Linked DNA regions of Homo sapiens: region 2 is linked to region 1. The links are chromatin loops, found by intact Hi-C in ENCODE. Cell type or tissue: left lung. All regions are shown on one strand.

Region 1 (8,000 bases):
CTTTATATATTCTGGATATTAATCTCTTATCATACATGATTTACAAATATTTTCTCCCATTCTATGGGTTGCCTTTTAACCCTGTTAATTGTGTCCTTTGATGCCCAAAGTTTTTCATTTTGATGAAGTCAACTTTGTCTTTTTTTCTCTTTTGTTGCCTGTGCCTTTGGTATCATACGTAGCTGGGCGGTCCCCAACATCTTTGGCACCAGGGACCAGTTTTGTGGAAGACAGTTTTTACGTGGATGGCGGCGGGGATGGTTTCAGGATGATTCAAGTGCATCACATTTATTGTGCACTTTATTTCTATTATTATTACATTGTAATATATAATGAAATAATTATACAACTCACCATAATGTAGAATCAGTGGGAACACTGAGCTAGTTTTCCTGAAACTAGATGGTCCTACTTGCGGGTGACAGGAGATAGTGACAGATCATCGGGATTAGATTCTCATAAGGCCCTTGCAAAACCCAGATCCTTCGCATGCGCAATAGGGATTGTGTTCCTATGAGAATCTAAGGCGGCTGCTGATCTGAGAGGAGGTGGAGCTCAGGCGGTGATGTGAACGGTGGGGAGCGGCTATAAATACGGATGACGCCTCGCCTGTTCACCTGCCGCTCACTTCCTGCTGTGTGGCCCAGTTTCTAACAGGACACGGACTGGTATCAGTTCGTGGCCCGGGGATTGGGGACCTGTGTCGTAGCTAATAGATCATTGCCAAATCCAGTGTTGTGAAGGTTTCCTTGTGTTTTCTTCTAAGAGTTTTATAGTTTTGGCTCTTGTTTAGGTCTTTGATCCATTTTCAGTAAATTTTGCTTATGGTTTCAGTGTCCAGCTTCATTCTTTGATCTAGTTTTCCCAGCACCGTTTGTGGAAAGACTGTTCTTTACTGCCATTAAATGGCTTTGGCGTTGGTGTCAGAAATGATTTGACCATATGTGTACGCGTTTATTTCTGGGCTCTATTGTATTCTATTGATCTAAATATTTGTCCTTAGGCCAAGACAACACTGTGTTGCTACTGTTACCTTGGTAAGTTTTGAAATCAGGGGCTGATTCATCCAAATTTATTCTTTTTAATGATTGTTTAGGCTATTTGAGTTTCCTCGAGATTCTATATGGATTTTAGGCTGGATTTTTCTGTTTCTCCAAAATGCGTTAGGATTTTCCTAGGGATTGCGTTGAATCTGGAGATTGCTTTGGGTGGTAGTGGCATCTTAACAGTATTCAATATTAAATCTTCCAATCCACGAACATGAAATGTCTTTCCATTTATTTGTGGGTTTTGTTGTTGTTGTTGTTTTCATTTTTGTTTGACACAGGGTCTCACTGTCGCCCAGGCTGGAGTGCAGTGGCAGGATCACAGCTCACTGAAGCCTTGACCTCCCAGGCTCAGGTGATGCTTCCACCTCAACCTCCCCAGTAGGTGGGACTACAGGCGTGCACCCCCGTGCCTGGCTGATTATTGTCTTTTTTGTAGAGATGGTTTTACCACGTTGCTCAGGCTGGTCTTGAACTTCTGGGTTCAAGTGATCCTTCTACCTCAGTCTCCTGAGGTGCTGGGATTGCAGGTGTGAGCCACTGTGCCTGGCCTCCATTTATTTGTGTTTTTAATTACTAGCTTTTAAGTTACTTTTGGTGCTATTGTAAATGGAATTGTTTTTCGAATTGTCCGTTGGTAGTGCATAAAAATGCAACTGATTTTTGTATCCTGCAGCTTTGCTGAATTTATTAGGTTTTTTGTTTTGTTTTGTTTTTTTTAGACGGAGTCTTGCTCTGTCGCCCAGGCTGGAGTGCAGTGGCGCAATCCCGGCTCACTGCAACCTCCGCCTCCCAGTTTAAGTGATTCTCCTGCCTCAGCCTCCTGAATAGCTGGGATTACAGGCACGCGCCACCATGCCCAGCTACTTTTTTTGTATTTTTAGTACAGATGGGGTTTCACCATGTTGGTCAGGCTAGTCTCAAACTGGTGACCTCATGATCCGCCTGCCTCAGCCTCCCAAAGTGCTGGGATTACAGGTATGAGCCACAGCGCCCAGCCAGGTTTTTTTTCCCTCCCTTTGTTTTTAAATAGAGACAGTGTCTCACTTTGTTGCCCAGGCTGGTCTCAAACACCTGGGCTTAAGTGATCCTCCTCCCTCGGCCTCCCAAAATGCTGGGATTACAAGTGTGAGCTACCATACTCAGCTGAATTTATTAGTTTTAACAGGATTTTTTTTTAATATTTAAGGGGTATTATAATTATTTTTTTTAACTTTAAAACATTAAAAGAAATTTTTTTAGAGACAGGGTCTTGCTCTGTTGCCCAGGCTTGAATGTCGTGGTATGTTCATAGCTCACTGCAGCCTCAAACTCCTGGGCTCAAGTGACACTCCTGCCTCAGCCTCCCTGTAGCTGGGACCACCTGTGCACACCACCACACCCAGGTAGTTTATTTTTGTAGTGACAGGGTCATGCTGTGTTGTTCAGGGTGGTCTTGAACTCCTGTCTTCAAGTGATTCTCCTGCCTCGGCCTCCCAAAGTGCTAGGATTACAGTTGTGAGCCATTACACCGAGCCTAAGATTTGAGACTCTAGTTCAATTCTCTGTAATGGAAGGTCTTCCTGACAACCTTGATCTCGCTATGAGTGTCATCTTTCTTTTCTGCCCAGAATGTTTCATGTTATTGATCTGTTAATCCAGTTTGACGGGAAATGCTTGTTTGTCTTGCTGTGTTGCCCATGCTGGAGTGCTATGGCTTTTCACAGGCACGGTCATCTCACACTGAACCCCCAAACTCCTAGACTCAAGCAGTCCCCTTGCCTCAGCCTTTCGAGTAGCTGGGACTACATGTGCACACCACTGCACCCAGCTTTTTGTATCTAATTCTAGTTTTCTCTGCTTAAATTTCTAGATGCTATTAAGATAGTACTATTAAGACTCAAAGAAGATTAAGATTTTTATAATGCTTATTTGTATTGCTATGGATTAGGATAGTGGGGCAAAAAATGAAGGGATGATTTGCTCCCCCAGACCCATTTAGTAAATACATATTTGCTAGCCATGGAAAGACAGCGAGGGCCTCAGGACCTTGGGGCTGTGCATACGCTATTCAACAAAGGAAAGACAAGGAGAAGAATAGGAAGTGCTGTGTTAGATTCCTGCTGCTAGGGTTATATTCCACTGGCCCATGCCTCTTTTGCCGTGGACCTTTTCACATGTGGTTTCTTGTCTGCGGAGTGCCTTCCCATTCGTTGAGGTAACCTCGTCCTTTCAAGTCAGCCTTAACACTTGTGTGTTGTTGTTTTTTAAGAGATGCGGTCTCACTATGTTGCCCAGGCTGGTCTTGAACTTCTAGGCTCAAGCATCCTCCCACCTTGGCCTCCCAAAGTGCTGGAATTACAAGCGTGACCCCGCGTGCCCTGCCGTTGCCCCTGCCGGAGTGCTGTGGCTATTCACAGGCACGATCATCTCACACGGAACGCCCAAATGCCTGGGCTCAAGCAGTCCCCTTGCCTCAGCCTTTCGAGTAGCTGGGACTACAGGCGTGCACCGCTGCACCCGGCTTTTTGCATCTAATTCTAGTTTTCTTTTCTTAAATGTCTAGATGCCATTAAGATAGTCCTATTAAGAGTCAGCATTTGTTTTTAATTGATTATAGATGTGTATAACATGTAATTTTTATTTTCCTTTTACTAGAAACTAATGGCAGATCCCGGAAATCCAGACTTGTATCATGTATTAAGTGTTATCTGGCAATTAGCTTGTGAGATTAAGGTTCTGCACATGGTGAGTAAAATCCTTCTGTTTAAAAACGTTTTTCTTTAGCGACAGGGTCTCATTATGTTGCCCAGGCTGGAGTGCAGTGGCACAATCATAGCTTGCTGCAGCCTTGAACTACTGGACTCAAGTGATCCTCTCACCTTAGCCTCTGGAGTAGCTGGGACTACAGCCAGGCGCCACCATGCCTGGCTAAGTTTTAAAATGTTTAAGAATATTGCCCAGCCTGGTCTTGAACTCCTGGCCTCAAGTGATCCTTCTGCCTTAGCCTCCCAGATCACTGGGATTACAGGCATGACCCACTGCACCTGGCTCTATTTTTTATTTTTTTATTTTTTGAGATGGAGTCTCACTCAAGTCACCCAGGCTGGGGAGCAGTGGTTCGATCTCGGCTCACTGCAACCTCTACATCCTGTATTCAAGCAATTCCCCTGCCTCGGCCTCCCGAGTAGCTGGGACTACAGGCGTGCACCGCCACACCTTGCTAATTTTTGTATTTTCGGTAGAGACAGGTTTCACCACATTGGCCAGGCTGGCCTTGAGCTCCTGACCTCAGGTGATCTACCCGCCTCAGCCTCTTAAAGTGCTGGGATTACAGGCGTGAGCCACTGCGCCTGGCCCTGGCTCTAATTTTTAAATATTTACAATGTGGATCTTCACGTGTTCTCGTCACTGCTTCCGCCTGAGAATATGCTGAGGTCTTCAGTCTGCACCTTGCTGTATTTTTTTTTTAAGCTCAGGAATGTTATCTCATTTGATTTTAGCTTTTGTTCCAATTCTTTTTTTTTCCCCTCAAAAACATTTGAGGTTCTTAGGTTGGATCTCTGATCCTTGTCTTTCGTGTCTGTCATGCTCTCATCATTTTTCTCCATTCCCAGAATCTCTTCACACTTAGTCTTCACATCACTGATTCTGCTTTCTGCCTGCACTGTATATTGTACTCTCAGTACTATAGTTCTTGGTTTCTCTAAAATTCTTCCTTACCCACTGATCTTGTCTCATTCTGTTGACTTTCATCTCAAGTCTTCTGTCCTGGTAGCTTTCAGCTAGTTTCTTCAGAGAGGCCCTCTGAGGACTTTAGCTTGCAGAATGTTTTCGTCTTCTTGTTCCCTTAGTATTTGCTTTCAAAGGTCCCGTGTTAGGTTTTGCCATTTACTAAACTCCAGAAAGGAAAGGTCTTTCTGGACCTAACGTTTCTCAGCACTTGCTCCACTGTGTGTCTACATCTGTAGAGTAAGTTGTTGAAGTCAATTCCCAGTGTCTTGCAGGTTTTCCTCCACTGTGCTTGATGAGGGGAAAGCTGTTGAGGCTCGACCAGGCGTGTGGGAAGTGGCAGTACTCATTGTGCACGGCTGATGGTGCTTTTCTTCCCCCACTTAAAGTGACATTCCTGGAACTGCTAGGAATTTCACAATTTGGCCACAATTATATGTTTTAGCCACTCTCATTGCCCCTGCAGTTAATAATAAATTGTTACTTGACAGTAGCCTTTCAGACCTTGTGTTCAATATTGTTTAGTCTTTTAAGCCTATGTCAGATCTATTTTAACCCACTCTTATTTTGGAATTTAATATGGTTATGGGTATGTATAGTTTTTTTAATAGAGAATACTTTTTCAGGTGGGTCGGTTTTTTATTTTGAGACACGATCTCACTCTGTCAGCCCAGGTTGGAGTGCACCAGCACAATCCCGGCTCACTGCAACCTCCGCCTCCCAGGCTTAAGCAATCCTCCCGCCTCAGCCTCCCAAAGAGCTGGGACTGCAGGCATACACCACCACACCCAGCTAATTTTTGTATTTGTTGAAGAGACAGGGTTTCACCATGTTGCCCAGGCTGGCCTTGAACCCCTGAGCTCAAGCGGTCCTCCTCCCTCAGCCTCCCAAAGTGCTGGGATTACAGGCATGAGCCACTGTGCCTGACCGGATCATCTCTTAAAATTGCCTTATGCACAAAATTCTCTTACAAAAGATAGATACCGAAAAATAGTGATCCATTTTAAAATTGACACTAGGTTTTTGTTATTGTTGTTTTTGGATAGGGTCTCACTCTGTTTCCCAGGCTGGAGTACAGTGGCTTACTGCAAACTCCAGCTCCCAGGCTCAAGCAACCCTCCCACTTTGGCCTCCCAAAGTGCTGGGATTATAGGCATGAACCACAGCACCTGGTCGACACTAGTATCTTTATTTGTTTATTTCCATATATGTTCTAACATATTCAAATAGTTTGATTAGTAGGCTTTTCCACTGAAGTAGGGCAAAAAGAAATCCTCAGCATTAATCTAATATCCCTTAAACTGCTGATTCTGACTGTGATATGGAAATATTGAGTGGTAAAAATTATAACAAATACTTATTTGCGTAATTGCATAACAGGCGAAGTCATGTTTAATAAGGAAAAGAGGTACTAGTATTTGGGTAGACTTTTGATCCTCCTCCTCTTTAAAAAAATTAAGGAGAGAGATGTGTATTATTTAGCTATAACATGTTTCTTTTAAATCCAATTAGACTGACCATTCTCTTATTTAGGCAAGGTGTTTTTTAAGGAAGTAATAACTGGGGCACTTTGACCAAAGAGAAATAAAAGATGTTGTTTTGCTTTGTTTTTCTTCCCCAGGAGCCTTGGTCATCATTTGATATATACACCCGGAAAGGGCCGCTGGAAAACCCAAAGCGTAGGGTAAGAATAAAATAATACCTTTTCCTTTTTCTCCCTACGTGACGTATTTTTTATTTTATTTTTTTAGGACTATTTGGTAGTCTGTATTTAACTTTTTAATTTTAAAATATCTAGAAACATTCTTTAAACATATCTTACTACTTTTAATGAATCAAAAGTATTTTGGAAGAGTTATCAGCTGTTATACAATGGATGCTAGCATAGTAATAGGCTTAAAAACAGAATCTGAGTTCTCTTCTTATATCTTTTGAAATGAAGGTACATTTCAAATTTGGAAAATAAAATCATTTTAATATTTATCTAATTCGATTAATTAGAAACAAAATTTTATGACGTATTAATCGATTAGAAATTTGTGATATTCAAGGTCAAGAGATCGGGACCACCCTGGCCAACATGGTGAAACCCCGCCTCTATTAAAAATACAAAACTTAGCTGGGTGTGGTGGCGCATGCCTGTAATTCCAGCTATTCAGGACGCTGAAGCAGAAGAATCACTTGAACCTGGCAGACAGAGGTTGCAGTGAGCCAAGATCGTGCCACTGCACTCTAGCCTGACAACAGAGCGAGACTCTGTCTCAAAAAAAAAAAAAAAAAAATTGTGATATTACTACTCTTATTACATGGTTGAATTCACTGATAGGTACTTCTTGATTTTTACCCAGGAGTTAGGCCTTTATTTTTGTTCATTTTTTAATCTTTGTACGTAAGAACCAAAGTGACAATGTTATAGTCCTCCATTTAGTTTATCTCAGGGCTAGTTGTGAAATTCTAATAAAGTAGCTAAAGTTTCACAAAACAATTTTTTGACTCAATTCAGAAGTTTCACTTTAGAATTAGATGCCTGTCTTTAAGGTTTGGGGCTTAAAAAAAAAAAAAACGAATTAAATGCTAACAATGGCCTAATCTCAGCATAACAGCTTAGTCTGAAGATCTTGTTTGTTTGCTTACTTATGTTTTTTTCTCACACTTGCCACTAAAGGAAAAAGAAAATTATCAGTTTTCTTTCAATGTTGTGATTTTAGAGTGATCAGTCATCATTGTGCTTTTAGTTCTGTTTGACTATTTATACAGCATATTTATGTAGTCCCAAAAAACAGAATAGGAATAATGCATTTTGTCTAATACAGTACATTTGGATACTATTGGGGACTTATCCAAATATTCCACAAATGAACAATCCTGTATATAATATACTTTCTCAGTTTTTCAGCAAGAAGCTGAAAAGCTTAAGTTTTTTTGGCCAACTTAAAAATATAAACTTGGCCGGACGTGGTGGCTCACACCTGTAATCCCAGCACTTTGGGAGGCCGAGGTGGGTGGATCACGAGGTCAAGAGTCTGAGACCAGCCTGGCCAACGTGCTGAAACCCCATCTCTGCTAAAAATACAAGAATTAGCTGGGTGTGGTGGCGTGCGCCTGTAGTCCCAGCTACTCAGGAGGCTGAGGTGGGAGAATCAGTTGAACCTGGGAGGCAGAGTTTGCAGTGAGCTGAGACTATGCCATTGCACTCCAGCCTGGATAACAGAGTGAGACTTTGTCTCAAAAAAAAAAAAAAAA
Region 2 (8,000 bases), 130 kb before region 1:
TTGTCCAGATTCTGAAGGCAGCTCTGCAAGGGAGATGCAAGTAGCACAGAGAACTGGCATGGTTTCCCTGCAGGCTGGTTTTCCTGGGAAGCGGACTCAGATGGAGTTTAGCCTGTACAAGTGCCCTCAGACCAACACCTGTGTAAGAGAGGAGGCAAGAGCGGGTGTGGGCAGTGGGAGGACCTGGGCTGTACTACAGGTCCAAGGACAGCCCCAGCCAACCCACAGGAATCTTTGGAGCTAGAATGCTCTTCAGAGTTTCCTGATTTCGGGGGAGATGGTCAGGTCTTCATACTCGGGCTTTCATCTGTCCCTGGATGTTGACAGGGCTGCTCTGGGGAGGAATGTGGTCTTGAAGAGCAGCTCCTGGAAGCTAAAGCAGGTCCCAAAGCCCAGAGGCAGTTTATGCAGAGATGCAAGCTCTCAGTGAAGGCCCAGCCTTCGGAATTGCTTATTTGGGGAAAAACAATGCGAATTTGCCATGGAGCTTATTTATGAAACAAACACACAGAGCTATCTTGAGCGACTGTCTCTAGGAGTCATTACAGCCCAACTGGTATGACGGGTGCGAGGTCACCAGCTAATCTCACCATAGTCAGAGCCCCGCTCATGGCAGCGCAGCAGCCAAGGCAACAAGTCCTTCCTTGAAGGACATCACTGCGCTCACCGAACACAGAGATGACATACATTAAAGCGGCGTGTCAGCCATTCCGTTGGCAATGTATTGGTTTGATAAATGTGTATCAGTGCAGCCTAAGCCACGGCATTAGCATGACGCCCACATATCACTGTTGGCTTATGATGACTGTCCACTAAACCCCTTCTTTTTCACATAGGCAGAAACTTTTTTCAGGGTTTTCAGGGAAGAAAGGGACCTGGGCTTTTAGCTCTCCCATCTCCCCTTCTGCCTCCAAACGATAGAAGCATAACAATAAAGACTTGGAGACCCAGCTTGCCATGCAGAGACTTACCAACAACCAAGCTACCAGATGCGTGTGAATCCATGTGGGGTTTGATAAGATTATTCTTTGTCCAAAGCCCTGATTGGTGGATAAGGTAAAGGAACCTAGTTTTCATTGGTAGAGGAATTAGGAGGAGGTGGTAGTGCCATCTGATTGGTGGAAAGGAGAGGGGCGTCAAGCTCACATTGGCTGGGAATTCTCCAGGTGCAAGCCACGTTCATCTCTGCACCCTCTTGAGAGTTCCCTTTGCTTCTTCCAAGCCTCTTTTCTCTGGCTTCCCACCCTGCCAGCATGGGGTCCACCCTGTAAGACGCCTGGGTGCCGATCTATCCTCTATCTACAGGGTCCCTGCTGAGCCTTTGCCCTGCAATGCCATTAGTTCCCCCCAGGCAAGGGACAAGGGGAGGCTCCTGCGGTTCATTAGTGTAAGGAAGGCCGGCTCCATGACACCAGCCCTGTGCTGTATTCAAGGGCAGGGCCCAGCTGACCCTCAGTGATGACGGAACACGGGAGAGATGACATACACTAAAATGGCATGTCAGCCATTCCATTGGCAGTTTGTTGGAACAGATGAAAAATGTGCCTCACTTCCTCATCCCTATCTGTAGATTTCAGAAATGTTGCCAAGGAAGACAAAAGATCTCTTCTCCAATGCTTGGCTTCCAATCGGTTTAATCTCTTGGAAAATGTAGACGTAATTGTTGAAAACAGGCTCTGCATCCTTTCCAGCCCCAGGGCCTAGCCCTTCCCTCTGATGGGCCACGTGCTTCCCAGGGGTCTTTGGGTCAGCTTGGCGTAGTCATAAAACAATTCTCCTTGAAATTAAGTGAATCAAGAGCTGAGGTTTCAGAAAGGGACCAGGAATTGAAGGCTGTGATTTCTCTCTTGAGGTCTTCTGAGGCTTCTGACTTGTTTACTTGTCCTTATTGCAATAGGAAAAAAAAGTTCTTCTGTATCCCACAGAAGAACAAAAATACTATTGAAAAATGATTTAGGGAGGAAATACAACACCATTAGAAATCAGATCTGGGATCGTGTAGGAGAGAAGGACAGGAGGGACCCCAGCCCATATGCAACACAGAAATACCAGCGGCTGCTTGGCTGCGCCTTCCACTCCTGTAGCTGAGACAACCATCAGCGCATGAGGTCACAGAAGGGCTGCTGTGGAGGGCTCCCTGGAGACCCACCTCGGGGCTGCTGGGAAAGGGAACTGCAGCCACAGAGCAAAAGCCTGTTGGTGAAGGCTTTTACTGACAGCTGGCTCCCATCTCCCCCAGAGCCTGCCCTCTCCCAGGCCTCCATTTGCAGATTTTTGTTCTTTTATGCCTGCAACAATTCCATTTGTGTTTATTATTAAATTATTGATCCCTTAAGTGTTTATGGCCTGCCAGACTCGTCACTAGCTAAAAGAAAAAATACACACATGTGTACATACTCATCAATATACATTATCTCGGCTGGGCACGGTGGCTCACACCTGTAATCCCAGCACTTTGGGAAGTCCAGGCGGGCAGATCACTTGAGGTCAGGAGTTTGAGACAGCAGCCTGGCCAACATGGTGAAACCCTGTCTTTACTAAAAATACAAATATTAGCTGGGTGTGGTGGCACATGCCTGTAATCCCAGCTACTCGGGAGGCTGAGGCAGGAGAATCACTTGAACCCAGGAGGCAGAGGTTTCAGTGAGCCAAGATCACACCACTGCACTCCAGCCTGGGCAACAGAGTGAGACTGTCTCAAAAAAAAAAAAAAGCCATTGTCTCACTGGGTGCAGTGGGAGATGGAGACAGCAGTGAGCTGTGGTCACGCTACTGCACTCAGACCTGGGCAACCCCGTCTCAAAAAAAAAAAAAAAAAAGCATTATTTCTAAAATGAGTGCTCATTTCCTTTTTCTCTATTTTTACTTGCTTTTTCCTTGGACAAATCCAGCATGCTTTGCAGACATGAAGACAAACATGATGTTTGCTGTGTCCTGTATTAGAATCTGCTTTTCCTTCCCACAATGGCCAAGGGGCTGTAGGGGAGGGTGCCTCCCGGGTCACTCAAGCTCATTCTGCACAAGGAAACCTGCATCGCACACAGACAAGGCTTGGTTCTGTGGTGACCGCCTCACCAGCTGCTCTACCCTTCCCTTCTTGTCCTTTAGCCAATTCATCACTCTATGCAGAAGGAAAGAGACCAGATGGACCTTGGCCACAGCTAATCCAAATGCACTTCTATTTATGAGCAATGATGTTTAACACCAAGTGGGAGTTGCTGTCCTGAAAGAGGGTCGGACAAAGACGAAAGCGCTCATCCAGAGGAGCTGGTCCCGCAAGGGCAGAGGGGCCAACAGCTGTTGCTGACAAGCAGAGGCAATGGAAGCTAAGCCTAGGAACAGGGCAAGCGAAAACGCCATCTTTTTTCACAGTGAATCATTGAGTGTCGGCTGGGTGCAGCCAGCAATCTCATCTCTGGAACAAGATCGGAATAAAAATAAGATGATCTAAGAGCCAGAACAAATGGCAATTATAGGCCATATCTCCTAACTGTGTTTTTAGCTGGTGCTATCTGCAAACTAGGAGTGACACACACAATTCTGTGAATTTGGGCCACCGTGACTGCCACTATAGGACAAACAGCACACACAGCCACGTTCAGAAGGTTTTTCACTTCAGGTAGAGTACTCAGTTTTTGGGGTTTTTTTTCATCACATTCTAAGCTATGACTACATTTCCACTTTTGTGAAAGATTAAAAACGGTTTAAATTCTGCAGACTCAGAGTCTTGTTCCACAAATGCCAACGCATTGTGATCACATCCTGCCCTTTGCAGACGTACTGCTGTCATGGCTGTGCCGATACCGTCTTCTGTTTGCAGACTCAAGACCCTGGGCTGCTTAGGAACTACGATGGGGGCTGAAGGCTGCTTCTGGAGACGGATCCCCTCTGCTCCTCTGGCCCTGATGACCCTGTCTCCTGTGGTCTTCAGCTTCTATAACACACTGTGGCACTGACAGAATTGCCAGACTTAGCAGACAAAAAATATAGGATGCCCAATTAAGTTTGCATTTAAGATAAACAAATTATTTTTAGTCCAAGAATGTCTGGTGCAATCCCTGAGCATCCTGTATTTCATCTGGCAGCCCTAGGCACAGAACAGACACAGGTCTGCCAGGGAAACCCTCTGCCTTCTTACCAGGATCCCCCAGAGAAACTCACACAAACACAGGACAACTCCATGCTAACTGCCTCACTGCCCGTGGCCTGCAGATACACAGTAACTGCCTCTGTTGTCTTTTTCCATGTGTAAGACCCAGAGTAACAGTGATCAAAGGCACAAAGTTCTAGGTCACAAAAGAGCAGGAGGAGAAGGATGCAGTGGTGATCCCAGGAGAAATGCCCTACAGGTATTTTCAACTTCTCAAATTTGAAGTGGAAAATCCTCCGTCAGCTGTGCTGCTCTTGGTCTCAAGTAAGTCACTGAAACTGCTCGGAGCCCAGCCTCATCTCTGATACAACAGAGCAAATTAACACTGCCCAATAATCCCCAAATAACACAACTTTAAAGAGCCAGACAAGGCTTACACACAACATCTGTGCTGCAGCTGGTCTCCAGGGGCAGGAACTAGACTCTTTCCCAGGTTGCCTGTGTAAGGAGCACATATAACAAGGGGTAGTATGCTCCCGGGGCCAGGTCCTCCAGAACTGGAACGTTGTTTGGGTTCTAGCTCTTGGTGGCTCTCAAGAGCGAGCCTTTCTGGCTGTCTAGTGGTTCTGCTGCTTCTAGACTCTTCAGCCTTATGCTGTTTCCCTGACAACGGCCCCAGCGTCTGCTTCTTCTGACTGCCACGGCCAGATACAGACTCCGTGCTCCAAACCGAAATCATCTGAGACATGACCTGCCTGGGCAGATACTTCCACAAAAGTTCCTGATTCTATGTTGTTCCAGAGACAAAAACTGCCCCCAAAGAACCCGTTCTCATCCAAGTCACTGTCCTTCTTCAGGTTCAAGCTTCAAGGCGTGCATCAGGCCAAGGCCCCAGTGCCCCAGTCTAATCACCTGTGACTAGGTTTGCAGGATAATGTAAGGAAAAGCATCAAACCTTATTGAGAAGCAGCGATCTGTGGCAGGCTCTTCTTTACAAGGGGGCTATGGGCACAGCGAGTGCTTCAAATTCTACAGATCGTTTCATTTCTTCCACCTCTGACCCCCATGTACAGCTTCAAAGAACTCCCATCCTACCCAACCCAGTGATTACACTCACCCACCCACCAAGTACAGACATCCAGGCTGTCTTTTCTCAGCGGTGGAAAGTCGAACACTTCTGGATATTCAAAGAATAAGAGGATTTTAAAGTTTGGAGTTATCTTAGAAATTGTACAGATGAGGGGCTGGGCGCAGTGGCTCATGCCTGTATTCCCAGTACTTTGGGAGGCCGAGGGGGCTGGATTACAAGGTCAGGAGTTCGAGACCAGCCTGACCAAGATGGTGAAACCTCGTCTCTACTAAAAATACAAAACTTAGCCGGGCGTGGTGGCGCGTGCCTGTAATCCCAGCTATTTAGGAGGCTGAGGCAGGAGAATCGTTTGAACCCGGGAGGCGGAGGTTGCAGTGAGCCGAGATCGCACCACTGTATTCCAGCCTGGGCAACAGAGCAAGACTCTGTCTCAAAAAAAAAAAAGAGATTGTACAGATGAGGAGACTGGAGTCCAGAGTGGAGGCTGCACACCTAGTTGATGTGGAATCATCAAGATTCCAGCCCTAGGACTGCAGGACTGCTTCCCCGCTCCGGCTCTTACGTACCAGAAAACCACCCTATATGACAAAAGGCTCCTCTCCAGAGTTGGCTCAACTACTATTCCTATCCCAATAATTTAGGTTTTCCCACTTAAGAAAAAAAAAGAAAAAGAAATGGTTGGGGGTGGGGGTGGGGAGGAGAGGTGGGGGGAAAAGATTATTTACATTTACAGTCCCTTTAGGACCAAGTTCCTATGCAGATTGGAAGCTTAGGCAAAGAGTTTCTTCTTCTTTGTTTAGTAGAGATTTTGCCAACCCTCAACCTTGTACTTGGAAAATAAGAACCAGCCATTTATGGGCTGTCGTCATTCTGGTGGATGATGTCAGCTGCCTCCACTCCCTAAGTGCCTATCTCTCCTTCCTGACCCTTGATCCCAGGCAATTAAGAAAAGCAATAAAATCATGAAACCTCACTTTTGATCAATGCATTCCGGCCAGAGGGAGATCAGGTTGTCCTTACAGAATGTCTATAATTAGATTGGATTTGGAATTTGGACTGCCACATCAAGTAGAAAAAAAGCATGGTTTTAAATTGCCATCTCAACATTTCAGAAGAAACTAGAAGGATCTAAAAGCAGTGGAGAGACTTCAGACAGAAATAAAGAAAAATAAGAGGATTGCAACACTATGTAAGTAGCTAGTTGGGCAGTTAGGTCTTACACAAATGAGGGCTGGTACTTGGAGGTCACCAAAATTTTTTTTCTAACCCAACTAAGCAAAAACAGTGAAAGGAAATAAGATATTCTGTCATACAGTAGGGGTTCCCTTGGCCATCATATATTACTTTGAGATCCCATAAGGCTACAAACTGAACATATATATATTCCACATATATAAAATTCCAAATATATATATATAGTCCAAATATATATATTCCAAGTATATGTGTGTATATATATATATATACATGTGTATATATACTTTTTTTTTTGAGACAGAATTTTGCTCTTGTTGCCCAGGCTGGAGTGCAATGGTGCGATCTCGACCCACTGCAACCTCCGCCTCCTGGGTTCAAGTGATTCTCCTGCCTCAGCCTCCCAAGTAGCTGGGATTACAGGCATGCACCACCATGCCTGGCTAATTTGTTTCTGTATTTTTAGTAGAGATGGGGCTTCATTATGTTTGTCAGGCTGGTCTGGAACTCCTGACCTCAGATGATCCACCTGGCTCGGCCTCCCTAAGTGCTGAGATTACAGGCGTGAGCCACTGCGCCTGGCCTGAACATATTTTTAACAACTTTATTGAGGTATGACTTATGTACATAACTGCATTCATTTAAAGTGCGCAGCTCTCCAAATCCAAGTGATTCTGAAAAAAAGAAAAATAAAAAATAAAGTACGTAACTCAATGAGCTTTGAAAGATGTATATTCATCCTCCCTCCATCCTTTGCCCCTCAGAGAAACACCGATCTGTTTCTGTTGCTATGGATTGGTTTGCATTTCCTAAAACTTTAGATAAACAGAAACATGTGATGTGTACTCTGTTGCTTCTGGCTTCTTTCACCCAGAAAAATTACTTTGAGATCCATCTATGTCACTTATGTGTCCATAGATCGTTCTTTTTTGTTGCTGAATAGTAAGTAGTCTCTTGTATCGGTGATGGATATTGGAGTGTTTCCATTTTTTGGCTGTTATGGATAAAGCTGCTGTGAACATTTGTGTGGACACGTTGTCATCTCTCTTAGGTAAAAATCTAGCTGTGGAATTGCTGGGTCATGCAATAGATGCATATTTAGCTTTATAAGAAACTGTCAGCCGGGCGTGGTGGCTCAAGCCTGTAATCCCAGCACTTTGGGAGGCCGAGGCGGGCAGAACACAAGGTCAGGAGTTCGAGACCAGCCTGACCAACATGGTGAAACCCCGTCTCTACTAAAAATACAAAAATTAGCCAGGCATGGTGGTACGCACCTGCAGTCCCAGCTACTCACGAGGCTGAGGCAGGAGAACCCGGGAGACGGAGGTTGCAGTGAACCAAGACTGTACCACTGCACTCCAGCCTGGGCAACAGAACGAGACTCTGTCTCAAAAAAAAAAACAAAAAAAGAAAGAAAGAAACTGGCAGGGCCCGGTGCTGTAATCCCAGCACTTTGGGAGGCGGAGGCGGGCAGATCACGAGGTCAGAAGATGGAGACCATCCTGGCTAACACGGTGAAACCCCGTCTGTACTAAAAATACAAAAAAATTAACTGGGCGTGGTGGCGCGTGCCTGTAGTCCCAGCTACTCAGGAGGCTGAGGCAGGAGAATAGGGTGAACCTGGGA

The links. A loop is a pair of places that touch in the nucleus more often than their neighbours do. Peaks named below come from ENCODE experiments on the same cell type or tissue, not always from the same donor. Only the 100,000 strongest peaks of a DNase experiment are listed, where the experiment ranks them.
Region 2: it touches region 1 in a loop (11-fold over the local background); 58 of 110 quality-filtered maps call a loop at or near these places.

The regions. Positions count from the first base shown.
Region 1 is chr1:246,546,986-246,554,985 of GRCh38, reverse strand. It overlaps TFB2M (transcription factor B2, mitochondrial), which reads left to right. Exons shown (of 8, transcript NM_022366.3): 5 at 3,684-3,773; 6 at 6,379-6,441. Among named protein-coding and RNA genes, the nearest start is that of TFB2M, 15 kb to the left of the region's middle. In left lung, no CTCF peak of the experiment used is centred here; no DNase peak of the experiment used is centred here.
Region 2 is chr1:246,676,157-246,684,156 of GRCh38, reverse strand. It overlaps LOC102724382 (a long non-coding RNA gene), which reads right to left and starts at 5,404. Exons shown (of 3, transcript XR_949364.3): 1 at 972-5,404. In left lung, no CTCF peak of the experiment used is centred here; no DNase peak of the experiment used is centred here.